Linked DNA regions of Mus musculus: region 2 is linked to region 1. A link is a loop called in an ENCODE intact Hi-C map of the cell type or tissue named here. Cell type or tissue: heart. All regions are shown on one strand. Each heading gives the region's core, and the rest is flanking DNA. Links, peaks and the distances in the headings are about the cores only. Region 1 has its middle 40 kb from the start of Gm51594. Region 2 holds the start of Gm51600.

Region 1 (9,876 bases), core at 860-8,859:
TCTGATTGAATCTTTGCCTTCTTCTCTGGCTCATGCCTGTCTCTCTTTTTCTCACTATCAATGTTTTATCTCTCTTCTGTCTCTCCTTTACACACTGTGTGATTACCCAATACTCACTTTAAAATTAGTGGGTATACTGCTGGTTTTCTCCTTGGCTTTTACTGACACCCTCCTGTGACCTTGCTTCAATTCCATGGACTCTAACTGATGTTCTTAGATTATGCACCAGTTAATCTGAGTTCTTACTCTAATGAGTCTTAATGTCTGGGAACTTTGTCTTAGGTTTGTTCTCATTTCTGTGTGCAGCAATTTCTGTCTTTGTATCTCTCTTTTTGTTTGTGTTTGTGTGTATGTTTATTTGTGTTTGTCTCCTTGTCTTCATTGCAGACATACAAATTGATCTAACACTCACAGACACACGTTCACACACATACTCACATGCAAAATATATTTTTTCTTTTATTGACTTTTTTCTTTCCTTTTGTCTTACACTCTCTGTTTATTTTGCTTGTGTCCTCTTCTTCATCACTCACAATCACTTAAGTTTATTCTCACATACCCGGAGACACACACTCTGAAAAACCCAGTTTAATTTTGTTTTTACTCACTGATTTTCCTTTGAATATTTAATAGCCTTTTCTTTCACTGCCTTAACTCTTCCTTGATTTTGCATCAACACACCTTTATGTGCCTACATCTCTATGTCTTTATGTATCTTTTCTTTGGTATATTATCCTTTATGTGTGTTTGTAAAACGGTGTGTATACGGTTAGTTGTCAATCTGCTAAGCCACATTTTCTATATCCATTCTTCTGTCGTGGAACATCTACATTTTTTCCAGCTTCTGGCTATCACAAATAAGGCCACTATGAACATAGTGAAACACGTGCCCCTGTGGCATGGTGGGGGCACCTTTTGGGTGTATTCCCAAAAGTAGTATTCCTGTATCTTCATATAGATCTATTTCCAATTTTCTGAGGAATCTCCAGATTGATTTCCAGAGTGGTTGAACAAGCTTGCAATCCCACCAGCAATGGAGGAGTATCCTCTTTCTACACATCCTCTTCAACCGCTGTTGTCACCAGAGATTTTGATCTTAGCTATTCTGACTGGTATAAGGTGGAATCTCAGGGTCATTTTAATTTGCATTTCTCTGAACTAGGACATCCTGACTTTTGCAGGCAAATAAGGAACTAGAAAATATCATCCTGTGTGAGGTAACTCAGACCCAAAAGGACATGCATGGTATGTACTCACTAATAAGTGAATATTAGCCAAAAAAAAGAAAGAAAAAGAAAAAGAAAAAAGAAAAAAGAAAAAGAAGAAAAGAAAAAAGAGAAAATAAAAATCTATACAGAATACGCAAAACACAGTCCACAGAATTCAAAAGGCTCGACAAGACAAGCTGCAGTGCCCAAGTGAGGATTACTCAGTCCCACTAGTGGGGAGGGATGGAGGGTGGAAATTGTAAGGGAATGTGGATTGAGTGGGGTGCAGTGGGGAGTAGAGGGTAACCTAATGTGGTATTGGGTGAGGACTGGAGCCCTGAGGACCAGCAGAATGATTGTAAACAGGCAACCTCAGAAAATAGAAGCTTAGGGGAACCCCCCATAATTCACCAGAGACCTGGGAGGTGAGAGACTCCCAGGACAGATAGGGAGAGACCTTTGATTAAATGATTAATTGGACAGGGAGCTTATAGAGCCCACCTCCAGCAGGAAGACAGGACATCAAGTGAGGGATGAGGTTGCCATCTCTCTGTCACAACTCTGACCCATAATTGTTTCTGTCTCAAAGAATTACAGGGATGGAAATGGTGAGGAACCTGAGAAAAAGAAGTGCCACATGTTCTGGTGGAGTCAGCTTGACAGATGAAAGACTGGAAGCTTTCTCATGAGGAAAAGAGTTTCAAGGAAACTTCCTCCTGTAGTTTTGGCCATCCCCCTAACCCATAAAATTAAATTTCCACTCCCTCATTAGTCTAGTGTATGGATCCACGTGCCCTCTATTAAGCATTACCTTATAATAAGTGCCTTTTAAAATTGAATTCTGAATTAGCTAAAGCCTCTCCCAGTGTTCCAAAATTCCAGATTACAGCAAGGAGTTTAACCTATTCAGTAACTAATTAAGCATTTCAATAAAGAGCCATTAACTCAGTTGTCTGCAGAAAGAGCCTGGGAATCTCACTGAGATAGAAATCTTCACTACAGGCTACATTCCTTGCCAAGAGCAAGTTGATATACTATCCTGATAAATGGGGGATTTTCCAGACAAGATAAGATTTTACAAGGCCTAGGAATTTAGAGCTCCATGACACCACATTATTCTTGAGGCCTGTCAAGAATTAAAACCTCCTGGTGCTTTTAACACTAAAGTGTGAAACTCTTGCCTGGCACTAGGCTGATCCTAGGCAGGGCTGCTAATCCCTATTGTAAACATTTATCTAAGTTCCTGCAAATTATTTTCTGTTGTATCTGGTAAATTTCAGTGTACCTTGTCTTGTTTGTGATTTGTAACTCCTGATAATTTGCTGTAATATAATAGTCTAATGCTCAAGCAGACATTACATTCAGATTCAACACCTCTTTTGTGTGCATCTGTTTGTCAATTCCTATGCTTTGCCCATCTCCTCGAGAGAATCTGTTCCACGCAGAAACAGGGGCCCAGAGGGTCTGAGGCAAAAAAGGTCCAGCAACAAGCCCAAAATGGGAACCAGCTCAAGAGGAGGTCTCAAGGCCTTATACTATTACTGCGGATGTGGAAGGCTCACCAAAAGGGATCTATCAGGACTACCCTCCAAAAGACCCAATAAGTAGCAGAAAGAGTCAGATGCAATTATTTGCACCCAACCAATGGACAGAACCAGATGACTACTGCTGTTGAATTAGGGAAGGCTGAAACAAGCTGAGGAGGAGGGCAATCCTGTAGGAGAACCAGCAGAGTCAATTAATCTGGACCCCTGAAATCCCTCAAACACTGGACGACCTAACATTTAGCATACACCAGCTGATATGCCTCAGCCCCCAACACACATACAGTAGAGAACTTCTAGGTCTGTGTTCAATCAGAAATGAAGCACCTACCCCTCAAGAGACTGGAGGCCACAGAAAATTTAGAGGTCAGGTGGGGTTGGGGTGAGGGGCATCCACATGGAGATGGTATGGGGTGTGGAGGAGGTGTGAGATGTTGAGCAGTAGGATGGTGAAAGATGAGTGGCAGGGAATGGAAAATGGAGTATAAATTATAAATTACAAATAAAATGAAATTTAAAAATACAACACTATCAAGTTATCTCTGAATTATATTTTTCACATGTATAAGTTATGAGCCATATCAAGGTGCTTTGGGAAAAATCATAAAAATTTGTTTAATTTAGTTACTTTGCCTCACAATTGACTGAATGGCTTAGCAAAGGAGGGTCAACAGCTGCTATGAATATAAGATGACTCAAAGCAAGCAAATGAAGAGTATGTATAAGATCAAATGTGGAGCCTTAGTTCTTTGGTTTAAGAAATGCTTGTGCATTTAGTATGATACTTTGGAAGGAAGAGTTCTAGAATAAATACGAAATCCAAGACAGTCAGTACACACAAGGCTTCATATGATTATTTCATTATCTCTTTTACCAAAATCCTACTGACCCTCAATTAGAACTTACAAAACTGCTAGAATGACCAAAGACAAAATTAGTCAGTCTTAACATAATGGAGACAGTCAAGCAAGCATAATTAGATCCAAAATGTCTTGGGGGCATATTTAAGAAGTAAGTATTAGCATGGCTGATCCAAAATGGCCCTATTGTGCAGAAATCATTTCTGGAAGTTCCTGTGTATACGAAATTGAAGTTACCAGAGTTAATAAAAAAATTGTAGGACATTCAGTAAAATGGAAATTCAAATATGAATATTTTAACATAAGTGCTAAGTATTGTGGACATATCTATAAAATTTCATTGTCTTAAATTTGTATTTACCAATGATTCCTTCCTTTTACACCACAACATTAATCTCAATTGAATATTGACTGAAAGACTTGGATAATTTTTTTTAATTCCTAGTGACAAATTCAGACTTTTTTTTTTTTTTATTTCATGTATGTGGGTACACTGTCTCTGTCTTCAGACACACCAGAAGAGGGCATCAGTTCCCTATTAATTCATTGTATCCACCTGAATCAACCAGGATAAACACTATAATGCTCTCAACTAATATAACTCGTTTTTAACATGTAATCTTTCACTGAATAGGATGAAGTAATCTTAAAGTGGCAGGAAGGTGCTCCAGATTAAAATAGTCAAATCATTAACTTGAATTATGCAATAATCTTAAATGTGATTGATTTCAAATAATCTTCCCTTTATTCTATTAGTTGAGTTAAATGAGTTCATTTATAATAATTTACAAAGAAAGCAAATGCTATTTGACTGACAGAAAAAGCAAACAATATAGAACAATGCTAGCTCACTGTGGTGGTAACTTAGGTACTTTGAAGGCCAAGGCAACTGAACTCTAATATCACAGCTAATTTGGAATTTACACTAAGCACCAGACCATCTTACGTTACATATGGACACCCTGTTAAAAACAAACCAAACACAAATATTGAGGGACATACCACTATATTTAAAGCAAACAATTCCAGTTATTCTTTAAGCATAATTTTCTTAGTATTATGTCTTGGTAAATGTACATGCCATCAGTTAAGGACTAGAGGAAAATATGAAACAAAAAGGGGAAAGGTTAAGAACAACTTGTAAGACAAAATAAATATAGAGAAAAACAAAATCCTATTTCTTCTTAATTTATTTTTTTAAATTAATTATTATCTTCATTTACTTATTCACTTTGCATCCCACTTATTGCCCTGCTCCTGGATACTCCCGACACAATCCTTACCCCATTCTACTTTTCTTCTCTGAGTGGGTGGAAGACCACTGGGTATCCACCCAACCTGGGAACTTAAAGCCTCTGCAAGGCTAGGTGCTTCCTCTCCCACTGAGACCAGACAAAGGCAGACCAGCTTGAGGAACCCTCCCACATGCAGCCAACAGTTTTGGGGATAGGATCTCTTCTAGCTCTTCAGGACCCACATAAAGGTCAAACTGCACATCTGCTACATATATGTGGGAAGGTCTAGGTGCAGTCCTTGTATGTTATTTGGTTGATAGTTCAGAATTTGAGAGTCCCAAGGGTCCAGATTAGTTGACTCTGTTGGTCTTCCTGTAGAGTTCCTATCTCCTTTGGGGCCTGTAATCCTTCCCCCTATTCTCCAAGCTCCATCCACTGTTTGGCTGTGGATATCTTTATCTGTCTGAGTCACCTGCTAGGTGGAGCCTCTCAGAGACAACATGCTCCTCTTTGCAAGTCCAACACAGTATCATTAATAGTGGTAGGGATTAGCACTTGCCCATGGGATGGGTCTCAAGTTGGGTCAGTTATTGGCTGGCCATTCCCTCAGTCTCTGCTTCATTCCCTGTGCCTGTATTTTTTATAGACAGGATAAATTTTGTGTTGAAAATGTGAGTGAGTCGAAGTATCTATTTCTCTACTCTGGTTCCTGACTTGCATCTTAAGATTCCATATCCCCAATGTAGCTATCCCCATTGATTCTTGTGGGCCTCCTTTAACATAGGTCTCTGTCTTGCCCTTGAGATTTTCCCCTACCTCCTCACCCCCATCAATTGCAGATTTCCATTTATTTTCATAGCCACCAGCTATCTCTCCTGTCCTTCCCCACACCTGAGAACCCCCATTCTCCTCCCATGCCCCTCCCATTTCCTTACTTTCATCTGCCTCTTATGAGTATTTTCTTTCCTCTTCTAAGTAAGATCCAATCTTCCTTGCTTTGGCCTTCCTTCCTGTTTACCTTCTTTGGGCCTGTGGAGTGTAGCAGGTTAACTGTATATACCATTCCTTTGATTTGGGATATGGATTTCTTCACCCAGGATTATATTCTCAACAGTATTTCATTGTGTAGATGTATCTCATTTTCTTTACTCATTCTTCAGTTGAGGGACATCTAGGTTGTTTACAGTTTCTGGGTATTATGAATAAAGCTGATATGAACATAGTTGAACAAGTATCTTTGTGTGATATTGGTGTGTCTTTTGAGTATATGTCTACAAGTGATACAGCTGTGTCTTCTATAAAGAGAATTTTTAACCCTTTGGCTGCTTGGAAAATTCATCTTTGCATTGTCCCTCGGCAGTGTTCCTTGTTCACTGCAGCCACCTTCGCCACTCACCACCTCTTCAAATGTAGACTCCTGCAGCTTTCTCTCCAGAGTCCTTGAACCCAACTAATTCTTCACTTGCTGCATCAGGCCACTGACATGCCCCACCATGCCAGATAGGGCAGTAGACACCGGCTAAGAGATCACTATCGAGGACTTGAAGGAGAAGAAGGAAGTTGTGAAGGAGGCAGAGAATGTAAGAGAAGCACCTGCCAATGGGAATGGTGATGAGGAAAATGGGGATCAGGATGCTGACAATGAGGTAGATGTAGAAGAGGAAGAAGTTGGTGAGGAAGTTGAGGAGAAAAATGAGAAAACTGAGGCTTGACGAGAAGCAGGTAGCTAAGGATGATGAGGATGAGGATGTTGACAGGAAGAGGTAGAAGACTGATGAGGGATCACTACACAGTAAGAGGAAGAGCTAACCTTATTATGCACTGTGACCTACTCACTCTTTGCTTTCTGTCTCAGAATTTAAATCTGTACACCTTCAAGCAGAGAAGCAAGTCCTGATTGTTTCTACTTTCTATTTGTTTTTCCTCAAATTTCAATTGATCAAAGTTCTTCAAATTCTATAAAATAAATATACTACCTTGTAGAAATTATAAATTCTTGATGATTTAAATGGTTTTCATTTTTTAATAAATAAATAATTTTTAAAATTTATTTATTTCTTTACATTCAGATACTGCAAACTTTACATCAGTAAATACAATACCTGGGTTTAGTTTTTATAGGAAAAATTTTTGATACTAATTATAAAAAGGGGAAAAGGAAAATATTCTTTAGATCTGCATACCATAATAAGTTTTAGAGGAGATATATTTTATTTTTTAAAAACTTTCCCATTTTGCTAATGTACAGCTTAAATATTAATATCAAATACAGACCCTGCACAATGTGAAAAGTATATTTAAACTGACACACATACTTTCCCTACAATGGACTGTCCTTCTCATGACTACCTTTAACCTAAGTGTTAAGAAATATTCATGCATTTTTTTTATTTGGCCCCCTTCCCAAGAGCATGCAATATCTACATTGATCTGGGCAATCTAAGAATAATGATTAATTTAGAAAATGCCTTACAGGCTTGCATAAAGGGCAGCCTTGTGTAGGTTGTGTCAAATTGCCAAGAAAAGCCAACCAGGACACTTGTATTGGAAATTACATGCATTTGTACTAAATATTGTTAAAAACAAAATACTCTTTTCGAGTTACATTTTTATTTTTATTTTAGGTAATAGGTTTGGAGTTAGAATGAATTTTAAAGGGAAAATGCAATGCTAACTTAAACACCTTCAACTTAGATATTATGTTATTGCGGATATATAACTATTATGATTATGATTATACATTTAGTGTTTTATAAATATAATCTTAGGTGTCAATATAGGATAGCTACAAGTTTTTTGGAAACTCAGAATTGTACAAAATTGAAGATGGCTTTGAGCCACAAGATGTCATCATTTGACTTTAGTGAAGTGACTATGACTGACTTGAGGCTTCTCACTGCTCAGAAAAAGAGAAAGCAGTCTACTCTAATAAACCCAACAATAGTGACTTAGTCTACTGTCTTAACCCCTGTTTACCTGTGTAATATAACTTTCTATTCTTTTGAAAATGCTGAAATTAGGAGAACATGGATCTAATAATATATTTAAAGTAAAGGATCCACTTTGTTCTCAAGATTTTCTTCTATGCAATCCTATTCCTAGTTATTAATGTACAAGTGATGGTCATTCCTTAGAATATGAAATAAGCATTCAAAACTCAATTTAGCTCTATATTCTCAGGAAAATAAGATATAAAACTCAGAAAAATCAAGGAAAGTATATATATGTGTGTGTGTGTGTGTGTGTGTGTGTGTGTGTGTGTGTGTGTGTGTACTTTTTCAGATATTAAGTCACCTTAAGTTTTCTTGACATGGTTCAGAAACAGGAAAATAAATTCTACATGTAACAGTGGAAGCTTAACTGATGATGAGAGGGAGACATGGCTGGCATTTTCTCTTCTCACTATATCCTTGATTTGTACTCAAATCTGGTGATGTTTTCCTGCTGTTTCATGAGGAAATAATGATGCAGCTATGACAGAGAATGTGAATAGCTCACATTTATAACTAAGGGATTTTCTGGCATTTTGACCATGAAATTTCAACCACTGTTCACAAACAGAATGTATTTCCTGTTTAAGTAAGTAGTATTTGATGAATGTAAACAATTTGTCTCAAATAGATATTTACTACCATTTTCTCTATTATTTTGTCTAAGTACTTTACAGACTTTGAGTAGTAGAAATCCATTTCAGTCTCAAGAACTCATAGACTGTTACATTTCACACTATTGGCAAACAATCTACTATTTATATATGTGCAGATTTTTGCAATTGAAGCAGGAGGAAAGAGAAATCAATTGCCTATGGATTCTGGAGAGTATAATTCCCAGTCAGATATAAGAAAAAAGAAGTTTATGTCTGAGTATACCATTCTCTACTGGTATAAATGTTAGGCATTTTAATACATTTTCCCTTTCCCTTTTCAATATCACTCTGACTATGCAAAGTTTGAACTGTGTGTTAAACTATGTTTTAAGATAAATACTCTCTGTAGATTTAAGTGTTAAGAATGATATTTATATACTAGAGAGAGATCATTACATAGGGATTTAAGGAATATAAATTAAATTTTGAAGCCAACCACATAACATTTTATCATTGTTTTCATAACCTTATAGGGTATCATTTGCCTTTATATTATTTCCAGATTATAAAGTCCCAGTTCTCCTCAAAGTCCAAGGTCATTTTACTATTTGGAGAACAGTGAAGCCATAATTGCTGATAAAGGAATGAACAGAACAACAACAACAAAAAAGGAGTGGATAGGACAGTTGAATATTATACATATATTTCTAATTAGACGTTATTTTATAGCAATTTAAAATTCACAGCCATATTGAGTAAAATTTGGAGAGGTTTTCCATTGGCTGCATCTCTACAGATACAGGAGGTCTTAGTCTTTATCATCTGCATGAGAGTGGCATACATATTAGAATGGGTAAATTAACAGGCACATCATTATCATGCCAAGTCTGTAGGCTAATGATTTTATCTGAGTTTTATATCATGTTGATTTGCTCATTGTAAAAGTACATATGTTAACAATTTTGGTATGATATAGAATCCTAAAAATGCTTTAAAATCCTCCATTCTATCCTATTCATACCCTCCCCCCAAATTTTAAAACCACTAATCTTTTACTATGTATGTGGGTTTTCCTGTTTTCTTTAATGTCATATATTTGAAGTCTTAGAGTTTGCAGCTTTTGTGGGTTTCTTTTTTATCAACTAATACAATGTAATTCCCCCCCCATAGTTAGCTAACTCATTTGTTTTAGAGTTACACAGTATTTTATTATCTGTCTCATAATGTATTTAGCCATTCACATACAGGAAAGCATCTGGATGCATATTTTTGTGTATTCTGTATTCAACTCATTTGCTTTACTATCAAGGACGAAAATTGTGGAATAACATTCTAAGAGTATGTTTATTTCGAGTTGTCATTCACCACCACATCAACCATACATGAAAGCTTCAGTTTGTCCTGACCCTGGGGACAGTCGAACAGGGTCTGAGGAACCACCTG
Region 2 (9,876 bases), core at 1,194-9,193, 120 kb after region 1:
TTTATTGAGGTGTTTCCTTTTAATGTTTAAGGCCTTTTTGATTCACTGCCTTCATTCCTACTGGTTTGTGGGCACTGATGTTACGTTTACTGCCAGACTTCCTTAAACATATGAATGTGCCTACTTCTCTTTGTGACTCTAGGTATCTATTATTAAATCCATTATCCTACATGTATCTTTGCAAAATTGTCGGCAGGCAGACTTTTAGTCTCTTTTTTCCAAGTGCTAAGCAAGTATCTATGTTTATGGGTATCAATATTTCTAAAGAAATATAAAGACAAACCCACAAATTTGATTTGGGGGAGATATACTGATTTATCTTTGAAGAAGTTTCAAAGCTTGACATGGTAAGAAAGTTAAGGTGTGGAAAATTCTGTAGAGAAGTCCTGGGAGAAGGCCAAGATTAGCTGCTGGGAAGTCTGTTTGGAGCAGGAAAACAAGGGTGTACCATGTACCTGTCCCTGGAGGGCAGCACCTGTGTGTCCAGTCAATCCAAGTCTCAGGAGTTGCAGGTTTTCTGGTGGTGGAAAGCATCTGATCACCTTTTATAGAAGCACTTTCTGTAGTCCTTCAGGGTCTTGGCCATGAGAGGAGCAGGTCTTTTAGCAGGGGCCTTCTTGGTGCCTGTTTCTCCAGCAAGAGGGCAGGAAGCCCACTGGACTCCAGGATGGGCAGGAACCTCAGAAAAACTGTGCTGATTTTGGACAGAGGCATCCCCAGATTTTCCTGGCTTTCCTTGTTGGCTGGGGCTCTTGAGCTCGGTGAAGAAGGAGACCATCATCGTCTGTCTGGGTTGAGGCCTCTTGGCTCTTGTGCTTTGGAGACGGGCTCTGAGGGCTTGCAGCCTCTCCTCTTGGGACCCCTGAACCTGCAGGGGTGTGGGGGACTCAGGGTGGCTGTAGGATTCCTTGTACCTGTGGCCCTGGGCCCTGGACTTCTCTTCTGGCTGCCCACGACCAGCTTTGTCCTTGCCAACCTGGCAGTGACCACTGTCCCTGGTTCCAGTGTGCTTCTGCTGGAGTCGTGCTGCAGGCCTGCAACCTGAATAGACTTGGGTTCTGTGGTTCTTCCTGTGTGCCCATCCATAAGTTGAGGCTTCTTGGTCCTGCTGAGCAAAAGATGTCTCCTGGTCAAGATTCCATTTGAACCAGGCAATATCACTGGAGTGACCCTCTGGAATGGCACAGGCAGCAATGGGACTCATATCCATGGAGCTTCCAGACTCATCTCGAGGCACCTTTGCAGGAGGACCCTGGGCCTGGGCTGGACACGGGGGTTCCCACCTCCGCCTCTTGCCCGGTGGATGCTCCAAAAAGGAAGGAGAGCAGCACTCCCCATTGAGGCAAGCCCAGGAGGAACCAGCTCCAGGGGCTTCCTCCTGCTCCCAGTTGCCTGGTGGCTGGCACTTTCTGTGCCCACCAAACATAAGCCCATTGGGCTCCTGTGGCCCAGCCCCGGGCTTTATGGACAGTGGCTTGGCATCTTCCTGCTGGCAAGGCTCCTCTGACGTTCCTTGGTGCACCAGGTTCTGGACATCTTGCTGTAACTCAGGGCTCCAGTTTTCTCCTGGAAGCGGCCATTGAATGTGAGTTGCCAGATGGTTGGACCTTTTGTGTGATTTTCGGCTCTTGCTTAAGCAAGAGATTCTGCCTGAATGGCTGCTGTTGCTGCTGCTGCTGCTGCTGCTGCCGCTGCTGCTGCTACTGCTGGTACTGCAAAGCCCAAGGAAAACCTCTCTCCCATATCCTTGGGCTTCTTGGGATGCTTGCTTCTGGGGCTTCTCTTCTGAGGATGTGCTCTGGCCCTCTCTTTTGAGGCCCTTCTCCAAGCCAAAGTCCTGCCGGGCCTGCTGAATTTGGGGTCCAAGCAGGAACCCAGTCGACCACTTATCCACTAAATCCTTTACAAAGGGCACGAGGAGTTGCTGTTTCTTCAAGGACTTGATGGTCTGTTTGAAGTCAATCTCTGCCAGGGTGTCGCACAGAATAGGAAGAGAAGACAGTTCCTTCAACGTTTTGTAGATCTTTCCTGGGTCGGTCTCCTGGCAAAGGCGTTCCAGCAGCTTCTGCAGAACACCTGCCTCGGATCTAGTCTCCATGACCAATCCCGAGAACAGGGCTGGAATTTTTAGGTTCTATCTGCACCTCAGACTCAGTTTGTGACCTGCGTCTAGTTGGATGTTTCCTCTCCTGAGCAGAGAGAGAACACCTACTGACAGAAGCTCACAGCTTAGAACCCATTGCCTCTCAGGCATTCCTTTTTATACCTGCCCCTGACAGGAGGGACCTCAGCCACGCCCAGTCTCAAGATGGCTGCCACACACAGGCATGGACGCCACGCCCAGTCGCCAACTCTCAAAGTTTCCTGTTGGCCTCCGAACAAGGACTTGATAGAAAAAAAAAAGGGGGGGGGGCTACTTACTTAAGGACTCCACAAAGCTGAGCCTCTGGAAGTCCCTCAGTGGAGTTCTAGGGATAGGAAATTTCAGTGGAAAACAATCAGCATCAAGGGCACGCCATGGATTTCTGCCTATAACTGCCCAGAGAATGAAAGTATTATATATACTACTAGCAATCTACGAACCCAAACCAATACCACAACCAACACCAACAGCAAAAGGAAAACCAAAACAAAGTCAATAAACCAACAAACAAAACCAGATGGAATCTGCTCTCCTCATAAATCTCCTCACAGTGCAAAATGGCGACCCAGCCATATGACCTCCTCCCACTGAGCTGCCTTAGGGCAACAACCTTTCCTTTGTAGTACAATTTATTGGAGGCACCTGTTTGCTGCAAGCCCTTTGCTGTTTCTTCCCAAGAGATTGTAGCCAATGGAAGTTCACACAAATGCATAGAACCATGTACACAGCCACACATTTGCATTTCAGTGTTGTGGATGGGATTCTTTGTCTCTATGTGCATGGTTATCTTTAGCTGGCCTTGAATTCATTCTGATTGAATCTTTGCCTGCTTCTCTGGCTCATGCCTGTCTCTCTTTTTCTCACTATCAATGTTTTATCTCTCTTCTGTCTCTCCTTCACACAATGTGTGATTACCCAATACTCACTTTAAAATTAGTGGGTATACTGCTGGTTTTCTCCTGGGCTTTTACTGACACCCTCCTGTGACCTTGCTTAAATTCCATGGACTCTAACTGATATTCTTAGATTACGCACCAGTTAATCTGAGTTCTTACTCTAATGAGTCTTAATGTCTGGGAACTTTGTCTTAGGTTTGTTCTCATTTCTGTGTGCAGCAATTTCTGTCTTTGTATCTCTCTTTTTGTTTGTGTTTGTGTGTATGTTTATTTGTGTTTGTCTCCTTGTCTTCATTGCAGACATACAAATTGATCTAACACTCACAGACACACGTTCACACACATACTCACATGCAAAATATATTTTTTCTTTTATTGACTTTTTTCTTTCCTTTTGTCTTACACTCTCTGTTTATTTTGTTTGTGTCCTCTTCTTCATCACTCACAATCACTTAAGTTTATTCTCACATACCCGGAGACACACACTCTGAAAAACCCAGTTTAATTTTGTTTTTACTCACTGTTTTTCCTTTGAATATTTAATAGCCTTTTCTTTCACTGCCTTAACTCTTCCTTGATTTTGCATCAACACACATTTATGTGCTTACATCTCTATGTCTTTATATATCTTTTCTTTGGTATATTATCCTTTATGTGTGTTTGTAAAACGGTGTGTATACTGTTAGTTTGTCAATCTGCTAAGCCACAGTTTCTATATCCATTCTTCTGTCGTGGAACATCTACATTTTTTCCAGCTTCTGGCTATCACAAATAAGGCCGCAATGAACATAGTGAAACATGTGCCCCTGTGGCATGGTGGGGGCACCTTTCGGGTGTATTCCCAAAAGTGGTATTCCTGTATCTTCATATAGATCTATTTCTAATTTTCTGAGGAATATCCAGATTGATTTCCAGAGTGGTTGTACAAGCTTGCAATTCCACCAGCAATGGAGGAGTGTTCCTCTTTCTCCACACCTCTTCAACAGCTGTTGTCACCAGAGATTTTGATCTTAGCCATTCTGACTGGTATAAGGTGGAATCTCAGGGTCATTTTAATTTGCATTTCTCTGAAATAGGACATCCTGACTTTTGCAGGCAAATAAGGAACTATAAAATATCATCCTGTGTGAGGTAACTCAGACCCAAAAGGACATGCATGGTATGTACTCACTAATAAGTGAATATTAGCCAAAAAAAAAAAAGAAAAAAATAAAAAGAAAAAAGAAAAAGAAGAAAAGAAAAAAGAGAAAATAAAAATCCATACAGAATTGGCAAAACACAGTCCACAGAATTCAAAAGGCTCAACAAGACAAGCTGCAGTACCCAAGTGAGGATTACTCAGTCCCACTCGTGGGGAGGGATGGAGGGTGGGAATTGTAAGGGAATGTGGATTGGGTGGGGTGCAGTGGGGAGTAGAGGGTAACCTAATGTGGTATTGGGTGAGGACTGGAGCCCTGAGGATCAGCAGAATGATTGTAAACAGGCAACCTCAGAAAATAGAAGCTTAGGGGAACCCCCCATAATTCACCAGAGACCTGGGAGGTGAGAGACTCCCAGGACTGATAGGGAGAGACCTTTGATTAAATGATTAAATGGACAGGGAGCTTATAGAGCCCACCTCCAGCAGGAAGACAGGACATCAAGTCAGGGATGAGGATGCCATCTCTCTGTCACACCTCTGACCCATAATTGTTTCTGTCTCAAAGAATTACAGGGATGGAAATGGAGAGGAGCCTGAGAAAAAGAAGTGCCACGTGCTCTGGTGGAGTCAGCTTGACAGATGAAAGTATGGAAGCTTTCTCATGAGGAAAAGAGTTTCAAGGAAACTCCCTCCTGGAGTTTTGACCATCCCCCTGACCCATAAAATTAATTTCCCACTCCCACATTAGTCTAGTGTATGGATCCACGTGCCCTCTATTAAGCATTACCTTATAATAAGTGCCTTTTAAGATTGAATTCTGAATTAGCTAAAGCCTCTCCCAGTGTTCCAAAATTCCAGATTACAGCAAGGAGTTTAACCTATTCAGTAACTAATTAAGCATTTCAATAAAGAGCCATTAACTCAGTTGTCTGCAGAAAGAGCCTGGGAATCTCACTGAGATAGAAATCTTTACTACAGGCTACATTCCTTGCCAAGAGCAAGTTGATATATTATCCTGATAAATGGGGGATTTTCCAGACAAGATAAGATTTTACAAGGCCTAGGAATTTAGATCTCCATGACACCACATTATTCTTGAGGCCTGTCAAGAGTTAAAACCCCCTGGTGCTTTTAACACTAAAGTGTGAAACTCTTGCCTGGCACTGGGCTGATCCTAGGCAGGGCTGCTAATCCCTATTGTAAACATTTATCTAAGTTCCTGCAAATTCTTTTCTGTTGTATCTGGTAAATTTCAGTGTACCTTGTCTTGTTTGTGATTTGTAACTCCTGATAATTCGCTGTATATAATAGTCTAATGCTCGACCAGACATTACATTCAGATTCAACACCTCTTTTGTGTGCATCTGTTTGTCAATTCCTATGCTTTGCCCATCTCCTCGAGAGAACCCGTTCCACGCAGAAACAGGGGCCCAGAGGGTCTGAGGCAAAAAAAGGTCCAGCAACAAGCCCAAAATGGGAACCAGCTCAAGAGGAGGTCCCAAGTCCTTATACTATTACTGAGGATGTGGAATGCTCACCAAAAGGGATCTATCAGGACTACCCTCCAAAAGACCCAATAAGTAGCAGAAAGAGTCAGATGCAATTATTTGCACCCAATCAATGGACAGAACCAGATGACCCCTGCTGTTGAATTAGGGAAGGCTGAAACAAGCTGAGGAGGAGGGCAATCCTGTAGGAGAACCAGCAGAGTCAATTAATCTGGACCCCTGAAATCCCTCAAACACTGGACGACCAAACATTTAGCATACACCAGCTGATATGCCTCAGCCCCCAACACACATACAGTAGAGAACTTCTAGGTCTGTGTTCAATCAGAAATGAAGCACCTACCCCTCAAGAGACTGGAGGCCACAGAAAATTTAGAGGTCAGGTGTGGTTGGGGTAGGGGGAATGCACATGGAGATGGTATGGGGTGTGGAGGAGGTGTGAGATGTTGAGCAGTAGGATGGTGAAAGATGAGTGGCGGGGAATGGAAAATGGAGTATAAAATATAAATTACAAATAAAATGAAATTTAAAAGTACAACACTATCAAGTTATCTCTGAATTATATTTTTCACATGTATAAGTTATGAGCCATATCAAGGTGCTTTCGTAAAAATCATAAAAATTTGTTTAATTTAGTTACTTTGACTCACAATTGACTGAATGGCTTATAAAGGAGGGTCAACAGCTGCTATGAATATAAGATGACTCAAAGAAAGCAAATGAAGAGTATGTATAAGATCAAAGGTGGAGCCTTAGTTCTTTGGTTTAAGAAATGCTTGGGCATTTACTATGATATTTTGGAAGGAAGAGTTCTAGAATAAATATGAAATCCAAGACAGTCAGTATACACAAGGCTTCATATGGTTATTTCATTATCTCTTTTACCAAAATCCTGCTGACCCTCAATTAGAACTTACAAAACTGCTAGAATGACCAAAGACAAAATTAGTCAGCCTTAACATAATGGAGACAGTCAAGCAAGCATAATTAGATCAAAAATGTCTTGGGGGCATATTTAAGAAGTAAGTTTTAGCATGGCTGATCCAAAACGGCCCTATTGTGCAGAAATCATTTCTGGAAGTTCCTGTGTATACGAAATTGAAGTTACCAGAGTTAATAAATAAATTGTAGGACATTCAGTAAAATGGAAATTCAAATATGAATATTTTAACATAAGTGCTAAGTATTGTGAACATATCTATAAAATTTCATTGTCTTAAATTTGTATTTACCAATAACTCCTTCCTTTTACACCACAACTTTAATCACAATTGAATACTGACTGAAAGACTTGGATAATTTTTTTTTAATTCCTAGTGACTTTTTCAGACTTTTTTTTTTTGTTGTTGTTGTTTCATGTATGTGGGTACACTGTCTCTGTCTTCAGACACACCAGAAGAGGGCATCAGTTCCCTATTAATTCATTGTATCCACCTGAATCAACCAGGATAAACACTATAATGCTCTCAACTAATATAACTCGTTTTTAACATGTAATCTTTCACTGAATAGGATGAAGTAATCTTAAAGTGGCGGGAGGGTATTCCAGATTAAAATAGTCAAATCATTAACTTGAAATATGCAATAATCTTAAATGTAATTGATTTCAAATAATCTTCCATTTACTCTATTAGTTGAGTTAAATGAGTTCATTTATAATAGTTTACAAAGAAAGTAAATGCTATTTGACTGACAGAAAATTCAAACAATATAGAACAATGCTAGCTCATTGTGGTGGTAACTTAGGTACTTTGAAGGCCAAGGCAACTGAACTCTAATATCACAGCTAGTTTGGAATTTACACTAAGCACCAGACCATCTTACGTTACATATGGACACCCTGTTAAAAACAAACCAAACACAAATTTTGAGGAAAATACCACTATATTTAAAGCAAACAATTCCAGTTATTCTTTAAGCATAATTTTCTTAGTATTAAGTCTTGGTAAATGTACATGCCATCAGTTAAGGACTAGAGGAAAATATGAAACAAAAAGGGGAAAGGTTAAGAACAACTTGTAATACAAAATAAATATAGAGTAAAATAAAATCCTATTTCTTCTTAATCTATTTTTTTAATTTAATTATTATCTTGGTTTACTTATTCACTTTGCATCCCACTTATTGTCCTGCTCCTGGATACTCCTGCCACAATTCTTACCCCATTCTCCCTTTTCTTCTCTGAGTGGGTGGAAGACCACTGGGTATCCACCCAACCTGGGCACTTAAAGCCTCTGCAAGGCTAGGTGCTTCCTCTCCCACTGAGACCAGACAAGGCAGACCAGCTTGAGGAACCCTCCCACATTCAGGCAAAAGTTTTGGGTATAAGATCTCTTCTAGCTCTTCAGGACCCACATAAAGGTCAAACTGCTCATCTGCTACATATATGTGGGAAGGCCTAGATGCAGTCCTTGTATGTTATTTGGTTGATAGTTCAGAATTTGAGAGTCCCAAGTGTCCAGATTAGTTGACTCAGTTGGTCTTCCTGTAGAGTTCCTATCCCCTTTGGGGCCTGTAATCCTTCCCCCTATTCTCCAAGCTCCATCCACTGTTTGGCTGTGGATATCTTTACCTGTCTGAGTCACCTGCTAGGTGGAGCCTCTCAGAGACAACATGCTCCTCTTTGCAAGTCCAACACAGTATCATTAATAGTGGTAGGGTTTATCACTTGCCCATGGGATGGGTCTCAAGTTGGGTCAGTTATTGGCTGGCCATTCCCTCAGTCTCTGCTTCATCCCCCGTGCCTGTATTTTTTATAGACAGGATAAATTTTGTGTTGAAAATGTGAGTGAGTCGAAGTCTCTATTTCTCTACTCTGGTTCCTGACTTGCATCTTAAGATTTCATATCCCCAATGTAGCTATCCCCATTGATTCTTGTGGGCCTCTGTTGGGAGCCGCCCCCACATTCGCCGTTACAAGATGGCGCTGACATCCTGTGTTCTAAGTGGTAAACAAATAATCTGCGCATGTGCCAAGGGTATCTTATGACTACTTGTGCTCTGCCTTCCCCGTGACGTCAACTCGGCCGATGGGCTGCAGCCAATCAAGGAGTGACACGTCCGAGGCGAAGGAGAATGCTCCTTAAGAGGGACGGGGTTTTCGTTTTCTCTCTCTCTTGCTTCTTGCTCTCTTTTCCTGAAGATGTAAGAATAAAGCTTTGCCGCAGAAGATTCTGGTCTGTGGTGTTCTTCCTGGCCGGTCGTGAGAACGCGTCCAATAACAATTGGTGCCGAATTCCGGGACGAGAAAATCCGGGACGAGAAAAAACTCCGGACTGGCGCAGGAGGGATACTTCATTCCAGAACCAGAACTGCGAATCAAGGTTATAAGGTTCCCGTAACACAGACTGTTGAGAAGGATTCAACTGCCGAATTCAGAACTCATCAGCTGGGGAACGACGGTGATAAAGGTTCCCGTAAAGCAGACTGTTGAGAAGGATTCAACTGCCGAATTCAGAACTCATCAGCTGGGGAACGACGGTGATAAAGGTTCCCGTAAAGCAGACTGTTAAGAAGGATTCAACTGTATGAATTCAGAACTTTTCAGCTGGGGAACGAGGTAAGTCTGATCTTGAACTTTCTAAGGAAATTCAGGACAGTCTATCAGAAGTAAAGTGGAAAATGTTTGGCCTTGAACTTTTTCTAGTGTTAGGAGCCCTTTTGTTCCTTTTCACATGTTATATAGTGCTTAAGATAGGGCTGAAAATTCTAGAGGAAATTCAGGACAGTCTATCAGAAGTAAAGCGGGGAGAGAGAGTAGGAGCAAGGAGAAACGGTAAGTATACAGGCCTTTCCAAGGGTCTTGAACCCGAGGAAAAGTTAAGGTCAGGTAGGAATACCTGGGGAGAGATTAGAAGGAAGAAAAAGAAAAAAGAAAAGAAAAAAGATCAATTAGCGGAGGTCTCTAGGAGAAGGAGCCTGTGCTCTGAAGAAACAGACTGGGAGAAAAAAGCAGTTCATTATGAGAAAAAAGAGTACCAACCAAGTAAAGTGCTAACTAGTCATTTAAGGAAAAAGCCAAAAGCGGCTGGCGAAGGCCAGTTTGCTAATTGGCCTCAGGGCAATCGGCTACCAGGTGCACTCCCGCCCTATGCGGAGTCCCCGCCCTGCGTAGTGCGTCAGCCCGTAGTGCGTCAGCAATGCGCAGAGAGGCAGTGCGCAGAAAGGCAGTGCGCAGACTCATTCATT

The links. Peaks named below come from ENCODE experiments on the same cell type or tissue, not always from the same donor. Only the 100,000 strongest peaks of a DNase experiment are listed, where the experiment ranks them.
Region 2: a loop joins it to region 1, with 7 times the contacts of the local background. A loop is called at or near these places in 15 of 42 quality-filtered maps.

Annotation. Positions count from the first base shown.
Region 1 is chr8:55,417,536-55,427,411 of GRCm38, forward strand. It overlaps the pseudogene Gm36387. Among named protein-coding and RNA genes, the nearest start is that of Gm51594, 40 kb to the left of the region's middle. In heart, for the core only: no CTCF peak of the experiment used is centred there; no DNase peak of the experiment used is centred there.
Region 2 is chr8:55,538,207-55,548,082 of GRCm38, forward strand. Gm51600 reads right to left here and starts at 2,098. Exons shown (of 2, transcript XM_030243923.1): 1 at 1,714-2,098; 2 at 539-1,566. The coding sequence starts at 2,098. The coding sequence ends at 539. In heart, for the core only: no CTCF peak of the experiment used is centred there; no DNase peak of the experiment used is centred there.